2 separate regions of the Mus musculus genome follow, and region 2 is linked to region 1. Evidence: chromatin loops called from intact Hi-C (ENCODE). Cell type or tissue: gastrocnemius. All regions are shown on one strand. Links, peaks and the distances in the headings refer to the core of each region. The heading gives the core; the rest is flanking DNA.

Region 1 (10,629 bases), core at 1,096-9,095:
TTTTGAATGGAGCTGCTGGGCTGGATGGTGGGTGCCTGTTCTTGTTGAGTATCATGTGTATCAATCAAAGGAATGGGCTGGTTCAGGTTCATGACATAATGTGATGTTCCGGGTTGGTTTTGGCTCTCAGCGTGGCAACATTAAGAAATACATACTTGGATTTAGCCGATGGAGCTTACCAAAAGCTTTGACTGACTGTATTCAAATTACAACCGAAGAAATTCAGATTTCAGTCTAGAGCACCTGGGCAGAGAACAGGCCATTGTCCCTCTGGCTACTGTTTCATGACTGATTCAGAAAAGGACTTCAAGCATGAGGATCCTCAAACCAAAAATGGAGATGGGCCAGAGACTAAACTGGGCTGTGAAGCAAGATCCAAACAAAACAAACAAAAATCAGGAACCATTTATATGGTTCAGTGGATAAAGAGGCTTGCCACCCAGCCTGTCTACTTAAGTCAGATCCCTGGACCCACATGGTAGATAGATCCAACTCCTTTGACAACCCCATGCAAGCTATGCCTTCTGCTTGGCCCCATAAATACACGTAGACGCACACGAATGTAATTTGCAAAACAAAACCAAAAAAAATATTAATCAGTCTGTGCACACGCCTTTAACCCCAGCACTTGGGAGGCAGAGGCAGGCAGATTTCTGAGTTTGAGGCCAGCCTGGTCTGCAGAGCAAGCTCCAGGACAGCCAGGGCTAAAGAGAAACCCTGTCTCGAAAAAACCAGAAAACAAAACATAAACACAAAACCAAAAAACTCAACACTAAACAAGCAAAACCAAAGAAAGCTAAAACACTAAGCAGTACAAACTATGCCCAAGGAGCCTAGGAGAAGGGGTGTGAATGGGCAGGAATGTACCAGGTTTCTACTGAACCCCAGGCTCTAGACCGATGAGGCACCTTGTTATATCTACTCACCTCAGAAAAGAAAGAGGGAAATGACCTCTCCAGGGTCTTGGAGCCAGAGAACATCAAACTAGGTTATTTGGATTCCTTGGGCTTCGAAGTATGCCCACAATGTATTTTACTTTTTTTAAAAAAAAGAGTTATTTATTTATATGAATAAATAGCACTGTAGCTGTCTTCAGACACACAAGAAGAGAGCATTGGGTCCCATTACAAATGCTTGTGAGCCACCATGTGGTTGCTAGGAATTGAATTTAGGACCTCTAGAAGAGCAGTCAGTGCTCCTAACTACTGAGAGCCATCTCTCCAAACCAGATATATTACTTTTTGAAAATATATTTTTAGTATTTTATGTGTGGGAGTATTGCTCTTCCTGAAGAGGCCAGAAGAGGAGGCTGGAAACTAGAACTGGAGTTCAATTTGTGAGCTGCCATGGATGTGCTGAGGATCCAACCTGTGTCCTCTGGAGGGGCAGCCAGGGCTCTCAATCACTGAGCCATCTCGTCTCTTTAGCTTATTGATCCTTCTGTCTCTATACCCGGAATGTTGGCACTACAAATATCCACTATCACACCTGGTTTATGCTTTGCTGGACATCCAACCCAGGGTTTAGTATCCACCAGCAGCTACAACCCCCAGCTCTGGAGGGTTTATGTGCATTGCAGTTTTGCCTATATGCATGCCTGTGTAATGGTGTCAGAGCCTCTGGAACTGGAGTTACAGTTGTGAGCCACCATGTGGGTGCTGGGAACCAAACCCAGGTCCTCTGGAAGAGCAACCAGTGCTGAGCCATCTCTTCAGTCCTGGTTGGTTGTTTTTAAGATTAATTTTTTAATCTTATTATTACTATTGTTGTTGTTGTTTTATTAATTTTATTATTACTTATTTTTATAAAATATTTTTATACTTTTATTATTTTGTGTGTGGGGGTGTGTAGCATGCATATATGACTGTGCACCATGTGCCTCCTTGATGCCCACAGAGGCCTCTTATGAGGGCATTGGATCCCAGGAACTGGAATTACAGACGGTTGTAAGTTGCCATGTGGACTCTGGGAATCAAACCTGGGTCCGTCAGTGTCCTTTACTGCTGCTGAGCCATCTTTCCAGGTGTTGGTTGTGCCACTGTACCCAGCTGTGTCCCATTACTGATGCCTACTGAATGATGAATAATAATTACGAGGGAATGCTGTGGAGCAACATTCTACTAGCCCTTGTGTCATGTCGCCTGGGGCATGCCAAGTCCCCAACCTTCAGGTCCTTACCTGCCTCATCTTCCTCAGAAAGGCAAAGCTCTACCTTCCGAGGCACAAAATCCAGGCAGGAAGCCATGCGGCACCAAGGTCTACACAGCCTTCTCACGCAGAGAAGACCCAAAGTCCCATCTGTGCCTCGAGCTGTCCTGAATTTGGCTCCAGCCCACTTCCCTCTGGCTTTATCTCAAGAACACTTTACCACGCCTACTCCAGTTACACACACAGGGCAACACCCACAGGGCACTGCCCTCTAAGCCTTTGACCAGGCTGTCCCCAATCATGAGGTACCAAGTTCCTAAGTTCCCTCTGCCACCAAATTCTTTACGGTCCAACTCAGACACCATCTTCTCCAAAAAGTTAGCACCTGGCTGCTTACTACCTCCTCACTGAGCACACACTCACAGGCCAAAACCTGCTGTGATCTCTGTACACTCCTTTGCTAGGGATTCTGGGTCTCTTCCCATGCTGAATTCTCTAAGGTGACAGCTCTGGCAGTAGGTCAAGGCAGAGTGTCTGGAAGGGTTGGGGTAGATGCCAGGAGACCAGTTGGGCAACTGCAGCCATCCAGACACTACAAGTCACTACAAGTGGAGACTTGGTGGCTTCCGGGCTGGGAAGCCATGTATGACAGTGTACTGTGAGAAGGGTGGGGGTAATGAGAGTGAGTGAGGGAAGAATGTGGCCTCTCCCTGGGGTGAGAGATACCAAAAACAACCCAGCATGCCTCGTTGTGGGGACAGTTCCCCTTCAGGTCTACATTTCAGCTCTCCAAGCACAGACAGTCACACACAGGTATCCTATATGTGAAGGCAGGGTTCAGGAAGAATGACATACAGATGTGTGGAAGCGCTACCTCCCCACTGAAATTCCCCAACTTCAGATAGTTCCTTACAACCACCTGGCAGGATAGGTGGGGCCTGACAGTGTGACCCAACCTGGGAAGACACTGCCCAAAAGCCAGCCCTGGCTGCCAAGAACCAAGAACCACAACTCCTCAGCCCAGCTTCTGGGTTGTCTATTGGAAGACAGGCCACTCCCTGGCATCCTCAGGGTGGAGAGGGTAGAGCCTACTCTGAGTCATCGAGCTCTTTGCCCAGGCTGAAAGTAAAAGCTACAGCTCATGCCAACGAAGGCCGCTCTCCTTGCTCTCCGGCCTCAGTTTACATCCTCTGATGAGCACTAAGCCAGAAACTCAGAGCAAGCATATAAGGCATTCTGAAGCTGATACGAAAGATCCAAAGTACCCTGTGACTAGCCCAGAGAACAATGAGATCTAAAATGGGAGCAGCCTACCACACGCCTCTACAATGGCAGAGTGTGGAATGTGGACGTTGATTCTCTAGTCAGATGCTTCTGAGAAACAGGTTAGCTATGTGAAAAAAAGAGACTTTCCTAGCTTCAAGTCCTGGCTTTGGAGCAAAGCACGGTAACAGGACTGTAATACTAGTACACGAGAGACAGAAGCAGGAAGACTGCTACAGGTTCAAAGCCAGCCTTGTCTACTTACCTACATAGCAAACTGAAGGCTAATAGGAGCTATGTAGTGAGACCTTGTTTCAAAATAAAAGAAGCCAGAAAGATGGTAAAGACACTTGCCACCAAGGCTAACAACCCCAAAATCCCTGATCTCCAGAACCCACATAGAGGAACAAACACAAATTGTTCTCTGATCGCTATATGTACATGTGGGACGCACACAAATAAATACGAAAAGTTACAAAGTCCGAGTTGCATAATGAACCAAGTGTGTAGCCTTGCTTGCTTGTGTTAGTTTTTTGTTGTTATTGTCAGGACTTTTCTGTGTTTTTAAAGATGTATTTACTTATATGTGCATATGTGTCTATATGTTGGCTGTACATGCCTGAGGCCAGAAGAGGACATCAGGAGTCCATTCTATGACTCTCCATCTCTTCCATTCAGGAAATACCTATCCCTAGACTCGGGGCTTGCATTTTTTCATGTAATTGGGAAGCTAGCAAGCTCCAGATAACCTCTTGTCTCTGCCCTCTCTTGGAGCTGGGGTAACAGGTGTGTGTGTGTGTGTGTGTGAGAGAGAGAGAGAGAGAGACAGACAGACAGACAGACAGACAGACAGAGAGATGGAGACAGAGAGAGACAGACAGACAAAGACAGACAGACAAAGACAAACAGACAGACAGACATCTGTCTTGTTATGTAGATACTGAGATCCAAACCCTGACTACATAGCAAATGTTCTTCTTTAATCACTGAGTCATCTCTCTGACCCCTTTTTTTGATTTTGTTTGTTTGTTTGTTTTGAGACAAAGTCTCACTATATGTAGCTCAGAATGGTCCTGAACTGCAAAGATCTTCCTGCCTCTCTTTAGCTTCCTTAACTATACTTTTAGTTGTCAGTTCCCTTATTCCCAAATGCAGATAATAGCACCTTTGATTGTAAAGGCTGGTTGAATTAAGAGCTAACACAACAACATGGTTGCATATACCTGCAATGCCATCGCTTGGTCGGCTGAGGCAAGAGAATCTGGAGTTCAGTATCATCCTGGCTTATAGAAACACCCTATCTCTAAAGAAGTTAATGTGAGGCTGGAGAGATGGCTCAGCAGTCAAGAGTCTGGTTGCTCTTCCAGAGGACCCAGGTTCAATTCCCAGCATCCATAAGGAGGCTCACCACCATTTGTAACTCCAGTTCCAGACTACCAAATGCTTTCTTCTGACCTCCGTATGCACCATATATATATATGTGGTGCACATACATGAATGCAGGCAAAACACCCATATACATTAAAAATCCATGTTAATGCTAATAGTGTTTGTCCACTTGTAGACACTACTAACTAGTTATGAAATATAAAAGTAATTATTTATTGTGCAGGCTTGCTGCTGGCTCTGTCAGCCAGAAGCCAGAGCAAGCATATGAGTGTGTTCAAGGCTGGTCCTTTCATCTCAACCTAAGAGAGAGGGCAGGGCACTCAAGCCCTCCAGAAGCTGTGGGAGGAGGGAACTTGAGGATGTTAGTCTTCCTTCCTGCTGTAGGCACTGATGAGAGTCATACTCAACAGTGACTATGATGGGGACTGCAGTGCAGAGAGCAGCATGTGTCCTTTGTCCCCCAAGTCCTGTCTTTAATTCTGCATGAGAGCTTTGTAGACAAGATCACAGTCAGCAGACTGGCATGTGACATGACATTTGCTCTGCAGTCCACAGCACAGCTGGCCTCTGATCTTAAGAGGATGAATTCAAGGTACTTCCTACAGAATAAAAGACCTTACATCTGCAACGGGGCTGCTCTGGGGACTCCTGTTCCTGTTTATCTCAAGAAAAGGATTATAGTTGTATCTTTCTGGACAACCTTGGTGACTTTTTGCCTCCATTGGTATCCACAATTCTTCACTTTACAGATGAGAAAACCAAGGTTCAGGGGGACAAAGAACAGTATTGAAGATAATATGGGCTGACCAAGGCTGGGTGTTTGGACTCTGGACAATGAGTCTCATTATAGCTGGATTTCGACCAGTAGAGGGCAGCAGGGCTCAGGAAGAGCAACCTTACCTGGTTACAGAAGGCCAGCCAGCCTGTGACTTGCCCTAGCATACCATTCCCCCTGGTTGTCATCAGAGGAGTGACACTTACTGCACCAATACTTTACTAAAGAAAAATACCCAATGTCCAGAGTGGTCCTGTTAGTTGCCTATTTGGTCAGTATAGAATGAACCTAGATTGAACACAGTGTTGTCCCAAACCTACAGTCCCTTTGCATTTGAATCTGAACCCTGTATGTAGCTACTCCAGACAGCTCAGGTAACCCAGACCAGTCTCGTTTGTCAGCGCAAATGAAGGAAGCAGAGGCTGAGGACCACCAGTTGGCCAGCTCCCAACCCATACCAGAATTTGAGGGAAGTTCTGGAAAAATATTGGTGTGTCTCCATCTCAGTGAGTTTTTTAGTAGACTGGTCTACACAATGCATTCCAGGCCAGCCAAGACAAACCAAAAATAGCCCCATGGTTGGCAAGCTGGCTCAGCTAATGATGTTTACTATGAAGCCTAATGCTCCAGGACCCATATAGTAGGTGAGAACCTATACCCACAAATTATGCTCTGACCTCCACTCTTCCTCCAACATGTGCCCATACACAATCAACAAATACAACTATCCTAAAATTATTGTTCATTTACTTTTTTTTTAACAGTACTAGGAATAAAACCTAGGTCCTCTAACATGCTAGGCAAGCACATTAGCCACCTTATCTTCTTGTGGAAGTCCTCCCTTGTGGATGTGGCAGCTCAGCCGTAAGGCCCAGTCCAGGATAGGAACATTAACGCCAACAGGGCAGAAAAAAGATCTAGAGAACCAACCAACCCTAGGGATTTTCTCTGACTACTACACAGACTTCTCCCGACTAATATGGTTAAATTTTTTAAAATAACCACTTTGGGTTTGGGTTTGGTAGCATAGGCCTTTAATTCAGAGATAGACGTTGATCTCTATGAACCTACCCTGGTCTAAAACAAAACACACAAACAAAACAAAATAAGAAACCCAAACAACCAAGGATCCCAGAACAAAGAGAAAACAAACACTAAATGCCTAGTGGCTGTATGACTGTCCTTCCCAGTTCTCCACAGTCAACAGGACTAAGCAAGTGACACTCTTGCAAGGGGGTGTAATCCTGGAGGAGGTTGCAACCTATAGGGCGCTAGAGTAGGGGAGGATTCACTGAGATGTAAACAAATGATAGATATGTAAATAACCCCAAGGACTCATTCACCCTTTCTCCAACCTGGTTCCTTCCTCCTGGATTAACAGGAGGCTGTCTAATTTCAAAACAGAGAACTTTATTCCAAAGAGCTAATTGGGAGCCCTGGGGCACTGTCCTGTATGGCCTGACAGTCTAGATAGAGCCCTGGATTTCTCGGCTGCTAGCACAGCTTTCCCCAAGGCCTTCCAAGAGAATTGGTTCTCTTATCAAATCCTGTCATTATCTGAAATAATTATGAGAGGTATTAAAAGCTTTCTGGAAAATATATCAGATAGCTCAGCCAGACAAACTGACTTCTATCCCCAGAAAGCCACATAGTAAAACAAGAGAACCAAAGTGTTCTCTGACTTCCACATATGCACTATGGTATTGCACACACATGCGCACATGCATGCACTCAGGACACAGTACCTGTGTGAAGATCAAAGGACAACTTGAGGTTGTCAATTCTTTTCCACTATGTGGGTTCTGGTATCAAACATGAAACTCAGTTAAGCAGACTTGGTGGTAGGCATCTTTATCCACTGAGCCTTCTTAATGTCCCAATGTTTTTGTCCTTTGAGACAGGGTTTCTGTGTTGCACTGGCTGTCCTGGAATTTGATCTGTAGACCAGTCTGGCCTCAATCTTAGAGAGCCACCTGCCTCTGCCTCCCAAGTGCTAGAACTAAAGGACTGTGCCACCATGCCCAGCTTTTAAATTGAATTATGCAAGTAGATCCAGGGGCGTACTACTACCCATCCTGGGGGGAGTGAGTCTCTCAGTGATGCAGCTGCCTGAGTCCCTCAGTCTCCTGGCTCACTAAACTACACTTGAATAGACCTGTTTCTCTGGTTTGTTTCACTATTATCTGAATGGATGCTTACATCTCAGGAAAAGTCATAACACAAGCAGCACCCTGAGCTGTTTTGATTTTTGTTTGTTTGTTTGTTTGTTTTTGTTTCTGTTTTTGAAACAGAGTCTCATGAAACCCAGTCTGACCTTACATTTCTATGTAGTTGATAGTGACCTTTAATTTATCCTCCTGCCTCTGTCTCCCCAGTGCTGGATTACAGGACTTTGCCACCAGCCACAGCTGCTTTTTAGTTATTTTAGTGAGAGAGAGGCATGCAGATGCATGTGTAGGAAACACTAGTCAGTTTTCTTCTTCCAGTATATGGGGCTGGGAATTGAACTCAAGCTTGGTAGCAGGCACCTTTGCCTACTGAGCCATTTTAACAGTCTGATGACCACATTTCAGTGTTTTTCAGATATAGAAATCTTTTTTTCTCTTCTGGTTTCCATCTGTGCCTGAGAGCTGATCCTGTGCCACAGCTCTTCATACCCAATCCCGCTGGGAGAAGAGTTGGTCTCCCAGGAGTGCTGACTCACAGTCTTACAGGAGGGACAAGCCACAGTCAGAAACAGCAAGACCACAGATAATCAGATGGTGAGAGGCAAGTGCAAGAACATAAGCAACAGAAACCAAGGCTACTTACAACCAGAACCCAATTCTCCCACTACTGCTAGCCCTGGATACCCCAACACACCAGAAAAACAAGACTCTGGTTTAAAAATCACATCTCATGATGATTGATCATAGAGGACTTTAAGAAGAACATAAATAACTCCCTTAAAGAAATATAGGAGAACACAGGTAAACAAGTATAAGCCCTTAAAGAGAAAACACAAAAATCCCTTAAAGAATTGCAGGAAAACACAACCAAACAGGTGAAGGAATTGAACAAAACCATCTAGGACCTAAAAATGGAAATAGAAACAATAAAGAAATTACAAAGGGAGATAATCTTGGAGATAGAAAACCTAAGAAAGAGATCAGGAGTCACAGACACAACCATCACCAACAGAATATAAGAGATAGAAGAGAGAATCTCAGGTGCAGAAGATACCATAGAAAACATTGACACAACAGTCAAAGAAAATGCAAAATGCAAAAGGTTCCTAACCCAAAACATCCAGGACACAATGAGAAGACCAACTAAGGGATAATAAGTATAGAAGAGAGTGAAGATTACCAACTTAAAGGGCCAAATATCCAACAAAAATTATAGAAGAAAACTTTCCTAACCTAAAGAAAGAGATGCCCATAAACATATAGAAGCCTACAGAACTCCAAACATATTGGACCAGAAAAGAAATTTCTCTCGTCACGTAATAGTCAAAACACCAAATGCACAAAGCAAATAAAGAATATTAAAAGCAGTAAGGGGAAAAGGGTCAAGTAATATATAAAGGCATACCTATCAGAATTACACCTGACTTCTCAACAGAGACTATGGAAGCTAGAAGATCCTGGGCAGATGTCATACAGACCCTAAGAGAACACAAATGCCAGCCCAGGCATTATACCTTGCAAGAGAAACCAAGGTATTCCATGACAAAACCAAATTTACACAATATCTCTCCACAAATCCAGCCCTACAAAGGAATAGATGGAAAACTCCAACACAAGGAAGGAAACTACACCCTAGAAAAATCAAGAAAGTAATCTTCTTTCAACAAACCCAAAAAGAAGAGAGCCACACAAACATAATTCCATCTCTAACAACAAAAATAACAGGAAGCAACAATCACTATTCCTTAATATCTCTTAATAAAATGGACTCAATTCCCCAGTAAAAAGACATAGACTAATAGATTGGATACATAAATAGGACCCAGTCTTTTGCTGCATACAGGAAACACACCTCAGTGACAAAAACAGACACTACCTAGGAGTAAAAGGCTGGAAAACAATTTTCCAACCAAATGGTACCAAGAAAGAAGCTGGAGTAACCATCTTAATATAGAATAAAATCAACCTTCAACTAAAAGTTATCAAAAAAGATAAGGAAGGACATTTTATACTCATCAAAGGAAAAATCTACCAAGATGAATTCTCAATTCTGAACATCTATGCTCCAAATGCAAGGGCACCAATATTCATTAAAAAAAAAATTACTAAAGCTCAAAGCACACATTGCACCTCACACAATAATAGTGGGCCCCCACTTCAACACCTGAGTCTCATCAATGGACAGATCATGGAAACAGAAACTAAACAGAGACACAGTGAAACTAACAGAAGTTATGAACTAAATAGATTTAACAGGTATCTACAGAACACTTCGTCCTAAAACAAAATATACCTTCTACTCAGCACCTCATGGTACCTTCTCCAAAACTGACCATATAATTGGTCACAAAACAGGCCTCAACAGATACAAGAAGATCGAAATAATCCCATGCTCCCTATCAGCTCACCACGGACTTAGGCTGGTATAAGTCAATAACAACAAAAACAACAGAAAGCTCACATGTACATGGAAGCTGAACAAAGCTCTACTCAATGATAACTTGGTCAAGGAAAAAAAAAAAAAGAAATTATAGACTTTTTAGAACCAATCCTACATCCGATAGAGGACTAATACCCAATATATACAAAGAACTCAAGAAGTTAGACTCCAGAAAACTAAACAACCCTATCAAAAAATGGGCAACAGAGATAAATAGAGAATTCTCAACTGAGGAAACTTGAATGGCTGAGAAGCAGCTAAAAAATATTCAACATCCTTAGTCATCAGGGAAAGGCAAATCAAAATGACCCTGAAATTCCACCTCACACCAGTTAGAATGGCTAAGACCAAAAGTCAGGTGACAGCAGATGCTGGCAAGGCAAGCTGGTACAACCACTCTGGAAATCAGTCTGTCGGTCCCTCAGAAAATTGGACATAGTACTACC
Region 2 (8,000 bases), core at 1-8,000, 79 kb after region 1:
AGTTAATTAATATGTGCCTGTGTAAGTAAGTGCTGCCCAGTGTTTCAATTTCTAGAGTGACATTGAGTCACTCTTTTGGAAATGGGAACATACATGTATCTAGTGTTGATTTAAACTTAGTGCTAAAAACGAAGCTTACCACTAAGAGTGTTGGGTGGACAGAGCAGGTAAGATGGCTCTGTGAGTAGACCTGATTGCCTGAGTATAATTCCTGGAGATGGTATATCAGGTACATTCATATATATTTTTATTTTTGTTTTCTGAGGCAGGATCTCACTCTAACTGGTCTGGAACCACTATGTAGACCAGTCTAGCCTGGGACTCCCTGAGACCCTTCTGCTCTCCTTATCAGTCATAAGCATGGGAACCTTGCTTTAGTTCCTAGGGCCTGTATTTTTTAAAAAAGAACAAAAACAAAGGCAAAAGTTAATGCAGTGGTGTCCACCTGTGACCCTAACATTCCTACCGTGAGACGGGGACTGCCTGCCTAATCATATTCCCTGTGCTTCCCTTCCTACCCTAAATAGTCCCCCTTTCTGCCTTCATGTCACATGTATTTCTTTACCCTGTGTTCTTTCCTCCTATGATTTCCCTTCTACCCCATTCTCCCCCCCCCACACACACACATACAGATTCTACTGCAGTAATATCCTGCCGTTCCATCCATTTTCTTGAAATGCCATGGTTTTATTTTTCAAAAACTTTATTGTATAATTATGAGCCACGCTTTCATTACCCATTTATCTGTTAATAAGCACCTCAACTGGTTACATTTCTTAGCTATTATGAATAGTCCAGCAATAAAAATGTCTATCCAAATATCTGTGGATTGATTGGTGAATTGGAATCTTTCAAGTACATATACCCAGTATTGTAGCTGGATTATGTAGTAGCTCTTCTTTTAGTTTTTTGAGGAACTATCGTACTGACTTCAACAATTCCTGTATCAAGTTGCATTTCTACCAGGAAAGTATAAGAATTCCTTTTTACACAGGTGCTCACTAGCATTATCACTAGATTTCTTTTTTTCTTTACTATCATTATTATCATGATTGGACGAAGGCCTATGAATTGCAGTGAGATAGAGATTGAACTCAGGTCCTTAGGGTTGCATGGCAAACTCTTTACTATAACCAGCTCCAGTCATTGATTGTCTTTGTCAGTATTTGAACCAGAATGAGATGAAATCTCACAGCAGCTTTAGTTTGCTTTGTATTGATGTCTGAATACACCTTTTCAGATATTCATTGAGCATTTGTATTTCTTTTGTTTATTGTTTTTTGAGATTTGGTCTCTGTTTATAGTCCTAGCTGTCCTAGAACTCACTCTGTAAGCCAAAGCAGCCTCAAACTCCTAGAGATCTGCCTGCCTCTGCCTCAGAAGCACTGGGATTAAAGGTCTGCACCACCATCACCACCTGGCTTTGTTTTATTTTTTAATAAATGGTAATGTGTATCTTTGTGTGGGGTATGTACACATGAGTACAGGTGTTTGCAGAGACCAGGGCTATCAGAGTCTCTTGGAGCTGAAGCTTTTGTGTGTTGAGTTGCATAATACAGATGCTGGGAATTGAATTCTGGTTCTCTGGATACATGCTCTCAACCACTGGGTTCTCTCTCCAAATCAGGTCTTTTCTATGTTGCCTTGACTGTCTTGGAATTTCCTGTGTAGACCTGGACAGTCTTAAACTCACAAATATTCTCCTACTTCTGCCTCTTTAGTTGTTGGGATTAAAGGTGGATGCTACCATACCTGGCTTACAAATACATCCTGAATTTTTTGAGGGTTTTTTGTTTTTTAATTTTAGCCAGGTGGTGGTGATGGCTCACACCTTTCCAGGTCAGCCTGATCAGAGTGAATACCAGAAAAGCTAAGGCTACACAGAGATACCATGTCTTAAAATAAAATAAAATGTTACTTATATGCGTGTGCCTGCCTGTTGAGGTCAGAGGAAAGTGATAGATTCCTGGAACTGGAGTTACAGGTATTCCTGAGCCACGTATAGTGAGCTGAACAACCAAACTGCTGTCCTCTAAAGGAGCCACAAGAGCTTCTAACCACTGAGCCATCTCTCTAGCCCCCAGGCTCCTCCCTGTTATTGGGGGTAGGCTTGGTTTTGAAACTGGATCTCTCAACATAGCTCTAGCTATCCTGGAACTCACTATATGGACTAAGCTGGCCTCAAATTCAGAGAGCTGCCTTCCTCTGCCTCTTCCTCCTGTGTTCTGGGATTAAAGGTATCTGCTAGTAAACTCAGCTTCTAATTTTTTTAAAAAAACATAGTGTTTTAGTGTGGAATTAGTTCTCTCTTTCTATGACATGGGTTTCAGGGATCAGGCTCAGGTTTCCAGACTTAGCAGCAGGTGCCCTTTTCCCACTGAATGGCCTCACTAGCCTTCATCCTGTTTTCTTCGGTCAATTTTGATGTTACAGATCTTTGACCCGATTTGAATTTATTTGTATTTAGAGTAAAAGAGTCTGATCTTTTACATAGATAGTCTAAGCTAGTTTTTGAAATATCATTTGGTGAAGCTGTCTTTTTTTCAATGTATATTTTAATGCCTTTGTCAGAAATTAGGTGTCTGTACCTATATCTACAACAACCTCTTTTTTGCAGCTATTCCATCTCAAGTGCATGTGGGAAACAATAAATTTTGACTTTGGAGACTTGTTTAACTTGAATAATTATCTTTAGAAAAATCTATAAAAGAAAACAATTCCAAAGATTATCATACAACATTCTTCTGGTCTGTGTGTTTCTAGTTCATAAAAATGAGTATCTCTGCTGGGCGTGGTGGCGCACACCTTTGGTCCCAGCACTTGGGAGGCAGAGGCAGGCGGATTTCTGTGTTCGAGGCTAGCCTGGTTTACAAAGTGAGTTCCAGAACAGCCTGGGCTATACAGAGAAACCCTGTCTCGAAAAACCAAAAAAAAAAAAAAAAAAAAAAAACTTTTTAAGTTCTAAGTCTATGGATCTAATTTTAACTAAATCCAGTTATAGATACCCTATTATACTACAGTATTTTACTGTTCAAGGTCAAAGTTCCTGCTAGAAATAGAAAAACTTGCTTAAGTAAATAATTTAATATAGCTTAAAGAAAATTTATTTGGTTTGGTTTTTAGGGAGAGTCTTGCTGGGGAACCCAGGCTGACCTCGAATTAGGAATCTTCCTATTTGAGTGTCCCAGGTACTAGGATCACAAGTGTGTATCAGCTGCCATGCTTGGCCTTTGTATGGAGATCAGGAGAGAATGTAGAAAAAATAAAAGGAAGCAGCAGTAAAGCAAGCGGGTGAGTTAAGGGGAGGCTTCCAAAGGACTCCAATCGTATGAAAATCACACAGAACTTCTATTTATCAAGAATTACTAGGAACTATAGCTGTCAATACTGGCTGAGACACATTGTGGCCTATGTCTGAATAGACTGACAGTGTTTAGATTCTTGTTTCAGGACTTCATTCATACCTCCTCTTGTTTACCTCAAATGAGATGTTAAAATGCAGCCTCTGGGGGTCTGGAGAGATGGCTCTGACTGTGCTTCCAGAGGTCCTGAGTTCAATTCCCAGCAACCATATGGTGGCTCGCAACCATCTGTAATGGAATCTAATGCCCTCTTCTGGTATGTCTGAAGAGAGTGACAGTGCACTCACATATATTAAATCAATCAATCAATCAATCTTTTTTTTTTTTTAATGCAGCCTTGGGGCTGGAGAGATGGCTCAGCAGTTAAGAGCACTGATTGCTCTTCTGAAGGTTGTGAGTCTGAAGGCCCTGAGTTCAAATCCCAGCAACCACATGATGGCTCACAACCATCCGTAATGAGATCTAATGCCCTCTTCTGGGGTGTCTGAAGACAGCTACAGTGTACTTACATATAATAAATCAATAAATCTTTAAAATAAAATAAAATAAAAATGCAGCCTTTATAGAGCTGGGCATGGCATGTTGCTCACCTGAAATATCTACTCAAAAGGTAGAGGGTCGGTTGAGCCTAGGAGTTGCAGATCAGTCTGGTCAACAAAATAGGATCCCTTTCAAAAATACAAAGAAAATACTGAATCCAGTCTTAGAGAACAGTTATATCCATCAGTTGTGTGTAATGAGAGTTTTACAAAGTTCAGAGCTTAAATTTAATAATCTGAGCATCAACAAGAACAACAACAAAAAAGCATTGAGTCTGGCAGAGTTTTAGTCCAACCCTCCCTTTTTTAAGGCATTTGAAGGGGCTAGATTGGTGACCCAGCAGTTAAAAGCACTTGCCACTTTGCCTATTCTTTCAAGAGAATCCAAGTTTGGTAGTCAGCATCCATGTTGATTGGCTTACTCCGGCTAAGCCTGTCTCTAGCAGTCTGGCTCCCTCTTCTGGCCTAAACTCTGCACTACTCATACACATGCCCTTATACACAATTAAAAATAAGGTGCCCCACCCCTTTCTTTTTAAGGCAAGGTGACAGTTCCTGCCTATAAATGCCAAGCACTCAGAAGGCTGGAACAAGGTCGAGTTTGAGAGCAGTCTGGGCTATAGAGTAAGACCTTGTCTCAAACAACACCACTGACAAAATAGAATAATTTGGTTGGGTAGGTGTCAAAACACTATACTGATTGGAACTCTGCAACACTGGAGAACTTAGCACGTATGTCCTAGTGGCTAAGTTGCAGGTGGAATCAAAAGGAAGCAGTTTATTCTTTTATGCAGAAAGAAATTATATATTGTTACAATCTATCTGCTTCTCAGAAATAGTGAATGATGCTATAGCCATAACTACATATTTCCTTGAAGAAAAGTCCATTTTAGTGCGGTGATGAAGAACTTTCAACATTCTAAAATGTTAAGTTTTACAGTGTTGAAGAATCATAGAGTATAGAGTTAGAATGGGATTAATTGGGGAAAAAACTAGAGCATTTAAAGAGTATGAGTTTATGGATAAAGTAAATCAGCATGGAATATATATAACAAAAAGGCAGAAGGTGAAACTGTATAGTATGGCTCCATTCATAGAAGTAGCTTATTGCAAAGGGCTTTTGTTTTTTGTTTTGGGGGTTTGTTTGTTTGTTTTTTGTTTTGTTTTGTTTTGTTTTTTTCCAGACAGAGTTTCTCTGTTTGCCCTGACTGTCCTGGAACTCACTCTGTGCCACCACTGCCTGGCGCAAAGAGTTCTTAAAAGTACATTCTAAGCTGCTGTGAACAGAACACTAGAAAGATGATGACAATCAACTGGAAGAATTTAATTGGACTTTATTGCTTTGTTTATATCTGTTTTGGTTTATTTTGCTGATAAAGAATCCTCAGTGTGTATACACATATGAACCAATCATACTTTGCAACATTAAGTTAAATTATATATTATATAAAATATATCTATCAAATTGTTAAAATTAATAATAAGACTGAAAGTGGATTTCAAACATAGTAGCTAGTCACAAATCTATGAAATTCATTTATTCTGGTACTAGTCTTGTTCCCTGGGGCCTTCAAGTCCATTTGTAGAATGGGCATTCAAGTAGGCTAAGTACATATATTGTGCATTTCCTATGCACAAGGCTCAGAGCAAACTCTGAGGGAAGATGAGAGAGTTTATCCTAAATAAGGAGGAAGTACCAGTCTTCTCATTTCACCAGCTAAAACTGTCCTGGTAGATGAATCAAATTGATTATAATAACATTCCATAAATACTAACAGCTTTCAGTTTATTAATTGGGAAATCATTCTTTGTGGTAAATCCATGCTACTCTAAGCTTTTAAAAGTTTATCTTTTATCTAAAAATTTACACTAAGCTCTACCCCATTACTGAATCAGAATGGTGGTAGCAAATAACCACGGAAATAGTAGTTATCTGGGGCTGGAGAAATGGCTCAGTTTTTAGGAGCACTGACTGCTGTTTCAGAGAACCCAGGTTCCAGTACCAGCACCCATAAGGCAACTCACAACCACATTTGTAATTCCAATTCCAGGGAATCCAATGGCTTCTGTTTACCTCAATTACCAGGCATGTAGTAGGTGTATATACATACAGGGAAAGCATGTATACACAAAGTAAAAGTAAAATAAAACAAAATACAACAAATTTTCATTTGCAATTTTCACTAACAAGATGCTATGTGTGTGTTTTAAAAGGTTATGTTCTTCTTCCTGGGCTGTTTTGTGGTGGTGGTGGTGGTGGTGGTGGTTTCCAAGACAGGGTTTCTCTGTATAGCCCTGACTGTCCTGAAACTCACTAGGTAGACCAGGCTAGCCTTGAACTCACAGAGATCCTCCTGCCTCTGCCTCCCAAGTGTTGAGATTAAAGAAGTATGCCACCACTGCCAGCTCCTCCTTAGCTTTTGAGGTAGGGTCTCATTGTGAAGCCTAAGTAGGCCCTGAAGTACATTCTCGTTTCATCTTTTTTTTTTTTAAAGATTTATTTATTATTATATGTAAGTACACTGTAGCTGTCTTCAGATACTCCAGAAGAGGGCATCAGATTTCGTTAAGGATGGTTGTGAGCCACCATGTGGTTGCTGGGATTTGAACTTGGGACCTTCGGAAGAGCAGTCGGTGCTCTTAACCACTGAGCCATCTCGCCAGCCCTTGTTTCATCTTCTTAAATGCAAGCATTGCACGTATTTGCCACCATGCCTAGTTTACTCATTTTTTTTTTGTCAGCCACCGTTTATTGTTAATTACAGAAGAGGGCAAATTAGGCCATTAAATATGTAACTTGAAAATTAATTGAAGTAAGTTTCGAAGTGGCATGTCTTTTTCCTTTTTTTTTTTTTTTTTTTTAATTTTTTTCAGGTAGATTTTGCTATAACCAATTTTCCTTGAGGTAATATGTTTTTCTAAAGTACTTTAGCATTCTTCTAGGATAGATAGCACTGAAGATAAGCATTTTTAAAGAAACTTCTCAATAGCTAGATCAGTGTGTTGGGGGGGTTGTTATTTGCTTTTTCTTTTTTAGAATTATTTATATATATGGGTACACTGTGACTGTCTTCAGACACACCAGAAGAGGGCATCAGACCCCATTATAGATGGTCGTGAGCTACCATGTGGTTGCTGGGAATTGAACTCGGGACTTCTGGAAGAGCAGTCAGTGCTCTTAACCACTGAGCCGTCTCTCTAGCCCCAGCTAGATCATTATTAAACAAAACTTTTCATATGAAATAAACTGAATATACTTGGAACTGGAATCTTAAAATGAAAATGCAAAGAAGCAGTCTGAGGTCAGCATGCCCATGTGAGCATTTCCTGGAAGAACTCAATCAAGAACACAGAAGTATCTCTTTGATTCTGTAAACTACTATGAGAATAAGCACATGCCACATGTTAAGGGTCCAGGAGGATCACTCTAAGCCCCCACGGGTTGGAGCTAAGCCTGGGTAGGCAACATGGAGGGAAACGGTCTGGCAGAAAGTACATTCACAAACACAGCCCTTGATGCTAGCTCAGATCCCAGAAAGCCTGTTAGGCCACTTTATTCCAGAAACTCACGATAATGATGCTTTCTGCCAAACTTGACAACCTCCATTCAGGGACCCATATGATAAAAGTTGTCCTCTGACATCCACCGCACACATAAATAAATATAATTTTAAAAAACCAGAATGGTAGTGAAAGCTAGATGTTTATTTATGTCAAAATAGTACCAGCAGTTATATTAAGAGGATCTGGAAAATGCGAATTCTGCTGCTCCTTCGCCTCCTTTTCCTGCTCGGCTTCTCTTCCTATGCTGACACTCGTGTGTAGGCCTCTGGCCTAAGTGAAGCTCCCCTTTCTGCTGTAGCCCATGAGTAAGTGAGCACGTTTTGAGCTTCAGTCTGGCTCGAGGACCTCTAGACAGAATAGATGATGTGAAGTGTCAATAGGGTGAAGGGCTGTTTGCTTCATGGGGAATATCAATAACGTAGTCACACCTATATTTCCTGCACCTAAAAACTGAGACAGTAGGATTAAGAATGAGGCAGGCAAAGCTGATTTAGAAACAGAAATCTGGCAGAGTGGTGTCTGGAATGTGAGGCAT

The links. A loop is a pair of places that touch in the nucleus more often than their neighbours do. Peaks named below come from ENCODE experiments on the same cell type or tissue, not always from the same donor. Only the 100,000 strongest peaks of a DNase experiment are listed, where the experiment ranks them.
Region 2: it touches region 1 in a loop (4-fold over the local background); 11 of 42 quality-filtered maps call a loop at or near these places.

What each region holds. Positions count from the first base shown.
Region 1 is chr19:4,412,464-4,423,092 of GRCm38, reverse strand. No RefSeq gene overlaps it. Among named protein-coding and RNA genes, the nearest start is that of Kdm2a, 21 kb to the right of the region's middle. In gastrocnemius, for the core only: a CTCF peak has its summit at 5,665 (motif pointing right); DNase peaks (open chromatin) are centred at 2,332, 2,650, 3,133 and 5,672; H3K27ac peaks cover 189 bases.
Region 2 is chr19:4,334,759-4,342,758 of GRCm38, reverse strand. The region is part of intron 12 of Kdm2a (lysine (K)-specific demethylase 2A); the gene reads left to right. Among named protein-coding and RNA genes, the nearest start is that of Grk2, 33 kb to the right of the region's middle. In gastrocnemius, for the core only: a CTCF peak has its summit at 4,365 (motif pointing left); a DNase peak (open chromatin) is centred at 4,366; H3K4me3 peaks cover 25 bases; H3K27ac peaks cover 955 bases.